Regions from separate parts of the Homo sapiens genome. Here region 1 is linked to region 2. Evidence: chromatin contacts called from ENCODE Hi-C or POLR2A ChIA-PET data. All regions are on one chromosome and are shown on one strand. Each heading gives the region's core, a stretch centred on a gene start or an enhancer-like site at or near the end of the contact. The rest is flanking DNA. Distances are from core to core; before and after follow the strand shown. Region 1 holds the start of DRD3 (dopamine receptor D3). Region 2 overlaps CCDC191 (coiled-coil domain containing 191).

Region 1 (4,338 bases), core at 757-3,256, 170 kb before region 2:
CTACATTCACGCATTATCAAGATAGCATTATCATTAGGCACAATGTCTTCAAATGTTAAAGAAAATAAACATAGGATACTGAAACGTGAAAACCATGTTGCTGAAAATGAGTGATATGAGGTTCTTAACTCCTTAGAAGGCCTTTGCTTCATTCTGCTCACATAACAGCCTGACATTACTCCCTGCTTTTATATGTCAGACAAGCCAAGTTTTAGCAGTGCATATTCTCTTGGTCCCCTTATCCAAGGGAAGAAAAGCCTTGGAGTTCACATTCAACCCAGGAGTTCTAGTCTTAGGGCATGTTCAATATAGTTATGTCATATAACTAATACATTTATGCCCAATAAGTTATGGGCAACCTTGGATATGGAACCTAACCTCTCTAACCCTCTGTATTAGTTTGCTAGGGATGCCATAACAAAATTCCACAGGCTAGGTGAATTAAACAAGAGAAATTTATTTTTGCACAGTTTTGAAGGGTAGAAATCCAAAATCAACAGGGTGGCAGGTTTGGTTTCTCCTGCAAGACCCCTCTCCTTGGCTTGCAGACAGATGCCATCTTCCTGTGTCCTTTCCTCTGTGTGCACATTTCTGGTGCCTCTTCTTTTTCTTATAGGAAACCAGTCATATTGGATTAGGGCGTACCCTCCAGGCCCCATTTTAACTTAACTCACACTTCAAAGATCTTACATCCAAATACAGTCATGTTCTAAGGTTAGGGCTTCAACACTTGAATTTTGGAATGACACAATTTAGTCCATAACAGCCTCTATAAAGATGGCATCATGAAGACTGATGTAATATAATTTACAGAATGATTTCTAAATCATCTAAATGATTTCTAAATATAATTATATACAAATGTATTATTAATATTATTATTACTGTCATAATTATTATTCTCTCTGACATATTATCAGTCTTTTGGGAAGTTTAAATTTTCTTCTTTTGGAAGACTATACCATAGTGGTTAAGAGAATTAGGTTGTTTAGATCCAAATCTTGGGTCAGCCACTTGTTAGCTGTGTGACTTTCAGACATTATACTAACCTCCATAAGCTTTAATTTTCCTATCCATAAATTAAGGATGGTAAAAAATAGTACCTGCCTTGTAGGGTTGTTGAAAGGATTAAAAGGAGCAATGCATTAAAATGACTGGCTAAAAGTACATGCTCAATAAATGATGGTTGTTATCAATAGCAGTATTTAGACCTTGTTGATGCTGCTGCCTTCTTTCTCAGCCAGCAGAGGTCTCCATCATAGTCAAACAAGAGCTAGCTTCCCTATAACTGCACCGCAGTTGCCAAGCACATCCACTGTTGGCAGAGAAAACAGCCGAAGAATTACCACACTGACCAAACAGAGGAGAAAAAAAAGAGAGAGAGAACAGGAAATGGTTAGGATGCCACAGTAAAATGTAAGATGAACAGGTGACCATAAGTTAGGATTGTTTATGTTCTACTGCTGACTTTCACTGATATTGTCCTTGGTTGCATCTCACTTTAGCTTGTTCCAAACCAGTTTTAAAAAAGGTATCTATGTATATATCACAGAGAAGCAGTAAGAATGAATTGGCAAATATTTATGAAGTCCTCTGAAAACAAGAAGTGCTGCTAAGTAAACATTTAACATTTCTTACAGTATTAAGCTTATTTCATCCTTATTGCCAGTTATACGCCATGCCTCAGTTTTGCTACCTTTGTAATATGTTTCCTTTAACCTTCTTTTCCCAGACAGGCTTACACCTCCAAGTTCAATTATCCTGTCAATTGTGTTTTAAATTGTACTGATTTCCATTAACCAATTGTGGTATCAATTTGATGATCTGTTCCTTCTGAACTAATCATCTTTACACCCACCAAAATCTGGAAAGGCAATTAAACTGAGGAAGGTGAGAGTTATTCAAGAGAAATTAAAGCATAAAGGTAAAAACAGTGGAAAAACTAAGATTAAAAAGAGCACTGAGGAGAAAATATACATGTACTAAAAAGCACAGTATCCGAGCAGATAGAGAGACAAAGAGGAAAAGAGAGCGAGGTAGAAAACGGATACTGCCTATGCCTACTCCATCCCTCTTTCAGCACCAAGGACAGAACCTCTGAGCGGCTGACCCAAGCAACGCTCAGTTTAGGGTCCCTCCCAAATCCTCTAAAGAAAACGGATACATTCGAAAGCAGCTATGAAACATGCACTAAGGTCTAATAGGGAAGCTGGAAAAGCAGCACTCAAGTAATTTCACCTTAGAGGCAAAAATGGGTGATTTCTTTCTGTTCATTTCATAGTTTCTGAGTCCTGAGAAAGGCAAAGTTTGCTTTGCTTGGGTATGTCTGCTGTCAGTAAATGGCTGCAGGAGCCGAAGTGGTAAACTCCTCGGTCTCCAGAAATCAGAAGAAAATTTTAGGGTAAGTAATTTTTCTTTTCGTTTCTAATTTAGGACATAGTATTTTCCTCAAGGTTATTTAATCAGCTTGGGGTTCTGTGGATCTCTAAAAATATGCATTAAAACTCAATATCCACTCTTATTTAAAAACCAAAGCCCTGAGGAAATGGTTTTCTTTTTCTTCTAAGTGGTTGGACAGCAGAAACCTTTTATATTCCTTTTTCTTTTATTTTTTCCCCCAAAATTGTATCCTTGTGGGCTCTAGAAGCTATATCAAGGAAGAATTAAAAGATAGAAAACAAAAAGCTGTTATTATTTCTAGGATTTGTATGGAAGTTGATTGTATTCCTCTTAAGGATTTTACTTAATTGTAAGGGTCTGTTATTTTAAACTCCTCAATTCAGCACCCTGGCAATTCAGAGCTGAAGGTTTGGAGAGGCACTATTTTCAATGGTCTATTTAAAGTCAGGCTGTTTCTAAGTCAGAATCCAATTATTCCCAGCAGAGATATGTAGTACTTGAGATGATGATTGTGTATGTTTCCTTTGATGATGGTATATGATTTTTAGGGTATTGTTATTTAATTGTGAGACTTCCATTACTTGCTGTAGCTTACTGGGGCAACAGAAGTCATTGCAATTAGGTATTTGTTCCAGTTCATGCATTTAGTTTAATTGAATACCATCAAAATACATGCATGAATAATAATGCAGCAATAGCAAAGTGAAACTTGGATTCTAAACTCATTGTGCATGACTATTTCACTTTATAGGTGAAGCCTTTGCTTACTGATACTAAAAGGTCTGTAAAATATCTGTCCTTAGATAAGAGTGAAGAACCACTGCTTGACATGGCATTAGGATGTCTTATAGTCAAGGAGAAGTAGAGACAATGTGAGAAAGATTCTTACTCGGCACTCATTTATTTGTAGTTGAATATTTTCAAGGGTCTGTATGGCTAGCAGTGAGCAAGGGTATTGAGCAAGGAAAATACTGACAGTATCCAAATGGGTGCCTAATATTAAAGCATCCATACAGAAGGCTATTTGTTATGGAATATACATTAAAGCAAATACCGAACAGTTTCTACTCAATATCAGATTCAATTTCTAATGCATTGAAGTTTGTCATCAATTAATATTTGCTTATTGATTGATTTATTTGCTGAGTTCCCCATTTTATCTCTGATTAGAATGGTAGGATGCTCAGTCTCTAGAGGTTGTGAAGGAAAGTGAGTATGCTCTGCTTTACTAGTCAGGTTTAATGAGGGGAAAAAACTGTTATCTTAGCTACTCAGTAACCAGCAATAGTTTTTCTCTGTACATTTACCAACAATGTAAATGTGCCCAAATACATAAATATGCTATGTATTGCAATCCATTTGTGAATCTTTTTCAGGAAAATAGGCAGCAATTTGCAAGAAGAAAGTAGCATAGAAATGCTAAAGACTATCTCTAATAATAATAACAATGTAACTCCCACTGGCTCTATGAGCAGTGTGCACCTGCATTACTTCACCAAGCCTAGTCAGATGATGTGACATGTTCACATACTCTGAACAAGTGAGATTGTAAAATTAGTACCCATTTCACATTTGTCTGCCTCACCCCAAAAAGTGGCATAGTTAAGTGGCATAGTTAAGAACATGAGCTCTGGAATCAGACAAATCTTGGGTTGAATCAACTCCATCATTTACTGGTTTGTGATCTCAGCAAGATATTTAACCTCTCTGTGACTCACCTTTTTTATCTAGAAAACTTGATAGGATAATAGTGCTTACCTTCTTCATCAGGTTGTTGTGAGGTTGAATGATGATAATGCTTATAAATTTTAGCTATAATTATTAATTTTATCAGGCAATATAGCAAGTCCGAATTACAGCCCAGACCAGAAAAGCTCTGGCGACTGGTGGTCAGGAGTCGTCTGAGTAAAAGATTAGATGTAGCAACAGCCAGAGATC
Region 2 (4,376 bases), core at 1,618-4,117:
AGTTTTAATTTAAGCTTATTCTCTGAGCAAGGGGGGATCAGGAAGATGCTTGTTGGGACTTATGTGTAACATTTTGGTCCCTTCCCCTAGGCAATGTATCTACCTTTATGGCAGATAATTTTGTCTCCATTGAGACCCAAGACAGACTTCTATCTTAAGAAAGAGCTGTATGGAACCTTTTACCTTACAAAGTGCCACTGTTCTTAAATGAAAAAAAAAAAAAAGTCAGCAGAAAGTATTTTTTACCTGTGCAAAACAGAAAAATTACTATATATATGTAGTAATTTATATATAGTAATATATATAGTAATTTATATATATAGTAATATATATAGTAATTTATATATATAGTAATATATATATAGTAATTTATATATATTTAGACTCAAGGGAACAAAAGACTCCAAATCTCTGAAATCAAGAACAAAAGACTTTATCAAGAAAGGACAGTATTGTTAAAAATGGAGCAAATGATAATAGAGGGCTACAATAGACCCTGTAGAGACTAAGTAAACTAATCTTTTTCCAGCGTGTACAGCAAAACATGACCAAGTGAAAATATAAAATCTTTAGTTAGATGCTCATTAATTATACAGTCATAGGAACTCATGTACTAAGAACACACAAACTGTACCTTGAATTTTTCCAAAATTATCAGTTAGCTAATAGGTGATTTTCTCTAATTAAGTCAGACCATTCACTCCTGCTCTATTAAGTACTATCTGTACCACTAAGCTTTTCCTTCATGTTCTTTATTTTCATGTTAAAAAGTTACCATGATCCAAAAGAAACCCTGTCGCTTTACTCAGGGCTTTGACACAGTCTTGCTAGGTTAATAAGGTGTCATTACCACCAAGTTTAAAAGAACCTAAAACATATACCCTGCTTGATATAAATTGCTTAAGCAGGTGTTCTCATGAATAAGTGTTCACTGACATTACTGAAATAAAAGGTTACTTTTAAAAGTGTTTAACATGTCAGAGTTTCCATATATCACATCTTTCATTTCAGTTGAGTCTATGGAAAGCATTTCTATAATCGTGAAAAATATTTTTGAGTCCCTAAGGATGGGGTCCTGTTAGAACAAGAAGCTTCTGATATTTAGATAGCTCATAGCATTTTTCTCTTTAAGCCATTGCAGATGGCAGAATCAAAAACTTAGACCTTAGAACATGGACTCAAACCATTCTAGAAGAGACACTTTAATATGACATTATTTTGGCCAAGATAGCTGTTTCTAAATAAAAATTCTTGTTTCCTTCCCCTCTGTATAGAACTTGTAATTGAGTATGGTACCTCAGTCTATTAAATGGGATTTATGTAATAAAGCTTTGAAAACTAGTGATATGCTAATACAAAATATTATTAGGTAACATTATTCTTATGTAATGCAGATATTTGCCCAGTGATCCTGAGCTTCCAAATATTTCCCACCCATAGATAGTTTGTAATGCAGATATTTGCCCAGTGATCCTGAGCTTCCAAATATTTCCCACCCATAGATAGTTCAGGAATAGCTGGAAACGGTTAGCTAGGCTTTAACGGGACCTTGATGCTGAAATAACTAAATATCCTATACTATGGCATATGATTAATTTACTAGTGTCAGGAGAGGCATTGAAAGAAAAGAGATATATTATTCATTTGTAAAGATATTCTTTGGTTTTCAGACATTCTCGAGAAAGAATATATCCTTTGCCACAACATCTTCAAATTTCCACTAAAATTCAGAGTCAATTTATGCATATTAAATTCATGTTTTTTATATATAAAATATATATATTTATATATATATATATATATATATATATATATCTGGAGTAACCTTGCCTAATTCACAAATGAACTGTCCAAATTAGAAATTTATAAGAGAAGATTTTTGCTATTACGAATGTCCTGGCCCATGGCAATGGTTCATACAGCTGTAGCCACTCTCCCAGTTTTCTTTTTTTTTGAGCCAGGGTCTCGCTGTGTTGCCCAGGCTGGAGTTCAGTAGCACAATCTCAGCCCACTGCAACCTCCACTTCCCAGGTTCAAGCGATTCTCCTGCATCAGCCTCCTGAGTAGCTGGGATTACAGGTGCGTACCACCATGCCTGGCCAACTTTTGTACCTTTAGTAGAGACAGGGTTTCACCATGTTGGCCAGGCTGATCTCAATCTCCTGACCTTAAGTCATCTGCCCATCTCGGCCTCCCAACGTGCTGGGATTACAGGCATGAGCCACCACAGCCGGCCACTCTCCCAGTTTTCATGGTGAGCAGCAATGCATGTTTTAAGAGTGGTGGCCTCTGAGGTAGCCAGGCCAGGAGCACAGACCACCTTTACCTGCAATACATGGCAGTTGTGCCATTAAACAAAACAATACTGACCTCATAAATGTTGGATTTCATCAGCACAGTCCTTTAAATAGTTGAGCTATAACATGTTTCTCTCTCTCAGGAGACTGCTGTGCCCCCTTTGTGGGAAAAGCCTCCCTTGGGAAGCAGTGGTTGTATGCTCAGTCCTCCCCTGGGAAGAACAACAACAGGCAACTTGCAGGGTTCCCTTCAGAATGTCTCTCTGAGTGCACCTGGCAATAAGCAGCACAAGACCCTGGGTGCTGAACCCTCTCAACAGCCTGGCAGCAACGAGACACTCAGAACTACCAGCCAGAAAGCAGAACCGCTTTGCTTGGGTCATTTCCACAACCGCCATGTCTTCCAGCAACAGCTGATTGAGAAGCAAAAGAAGAAACTTCAGGAACAGCAGAAAACAATTCTCGAGCTGAAGAAAAACCTGCAGCTGGCAGAGGCTCAGTGGGCAGCAGAGCATGCCTTAGCAGTCACAGAAGCACAGAGCCACCTGCTGTCAAAGCCCAGAGAAGAGGAACCAAGAACCTGCCAGATGCTTGTGAAGTATGTCTGTTCTATCAGAACTCGCTGGACTCATTTTAAGGGGTTTTTCACTTTGGGCTCCTGAGCTTCTTTGCCCTGCTTCTGAGCCCCATGATTGTTCCTTTTCCTTGATTTTGCACTCTCAAAGCAAAGAAGCCTAGTTATGACTAGTATATGACAGGCACAGATAGTCAAGGATGCCTGTAAGGATCCAGTTATACTGTTAGCATTTGGGTCACGGCTGCCTTTGAGGATCTCTGTTACTATGCCAGTTAAAGAGAAAAATGCTGTCTTGCTCTATTTCTGGGTTTCTAGCTATGTTAAGTGCTGAGAAGCCAAGTCAGACAACATCAGGTCCACATGGAGCAGCCCCTGGGCTGGCTTATTTCCTAGCTTAAATTTGTAGTTGTTAGGGATAAAACAAAACATCTTTGAGCCTCAAATAAGAGCCCAAGTTTCTCAAAAGCCACGTAAGATGGTTTCAGTTGTGCTTGAGACATACTCATTGCATGTGGTAAATGGTAGGATAAGATGTGGTGACACCTATGGATTTGAAGCATTAGGATGGGAGTCACAGTACCTGACTCACTGTGTAGACTCATGCCGATCACACAACCTTTCCATACCTCATTACACATATTTATGGAGTGGATATAATATGTAGTTATCTCAGAGAGTAGGGATTCATTAAGGTCTGTAAAAGGCTTTGAGCATCTCAGGTCAAAGGAGTTTGAAGGAAACTGGTTAGTAGTCTAAATTCCTTTCCTTTATTTTTTCCCTAGTTCACCTGTTGCTTCCCCTGGGACTGAAGGCAGAAGTGACTCCCGAAATTCTCTTTCTGGACTCAGAAGGAAACCAAAGCAATTGATGACACCGCATCCCATACTAAAAGGCAGGGCTGTCTCGGTGGTGGCCTTGGTGGTTGTTATCTTCTCTCCTAGAGTAGAATGTGTACACTGGGACTGAATTCTGGCAACTCTTGAGGTTTTGAGACTTGGCAGAACCTGACATCAAAAATCTCAGAATGGTAGACATGTGAGGAGTGGAGTACACCAGAGAGCCCCACTACTTTTTTCCTGCCCCTTTTGCCAACCTTTTTGGCATTCCCAGCCAACACACACACAAAAAAACATAGCTGAAAGGTATATCATTTTTCTGTAATTTGAGATTTGGATTGTGAAAAAAAAAGGAATAATTACACAAATGAGAAAACTCTGAGTAACTGCCAAGGACAAACACTGATAAAGGACACCTGTCATTGTACTTTGTTAATGTTCAAATTTGATCAGTTTACAGTAATCCAAGATAAGTTATTATTTTATAATATTATAACTTGTTGATAGGATTTTAGTAATAAAACCTACAAACCAGATATGTTAATTTGATAACATTTTTGATGCATCTAGAAACATTTATTTATTTGGTACAGGCAGGGTCTTCCTGTGTTGCCCAGGCTGGTCTCAAACTCCTGGCCTCAAGGAGTCCTCCCACCTCAACATCCC

The links. Hi-C counts contacts between places; a loop is a spot of excess contacts on that map. ChIA-PET counts read pairs that join two places held with the same protein, here RNA polymerase II (POLR2A). Pooled maps may share reads with other maps.
Region 1: a pooled map shows a loop between it and region 2 (2.2-fold over the local background). The contact joins the promoter of DRD3 here to the enhancer-like site in region 2. A Hi-C loop is called at or near these places in 1 of 50 pooled maps. POLR2A ChIA-PET finds 5 or more read pairs at or near these places in 2 of 52 experiments (B cell and naive thymus-derived CD4-positive, alpha-beta T cell).

The regions. Positions count from the first base shown.
Region 1 is chr3:114,176,720-114,181,057 of GRCh38, reverse strand. DRD3 (dopamine receptor D3) reads left to right here and starts at 2,006. Exons shown (of 7, transcript NM_000796.6): 1 at 2,006-2,401.
Region 2 is chr3:114,004,027-114,008,402 of GRCh38, reverse strand. CCDC191 (coiled-coil domain containing 191) reads left to right here. Exons shown (of 17, transcript NM_020817.2): 10 at 2,441-2,895; 11 at 3,657-3,766. The region is part of intron 1 of LOC105374048 (a long non-coding RNA gene); the gene reads right to left. Among named protein-coding and RNA genes, the nearest start is that of CCDC191, 50 kb to the left of the region's middle. RefSeq lists enhancers at 2,619-2,668, 2,899-3,028. Within about 2 kb of position 2,867, at least 3 of the 41 ENCODE cell types and tissues checked have a DNase peak (open chromatin) inside an H3K27ac peak, as active enhancers do; they include B cell, where a contact is called at or near this core.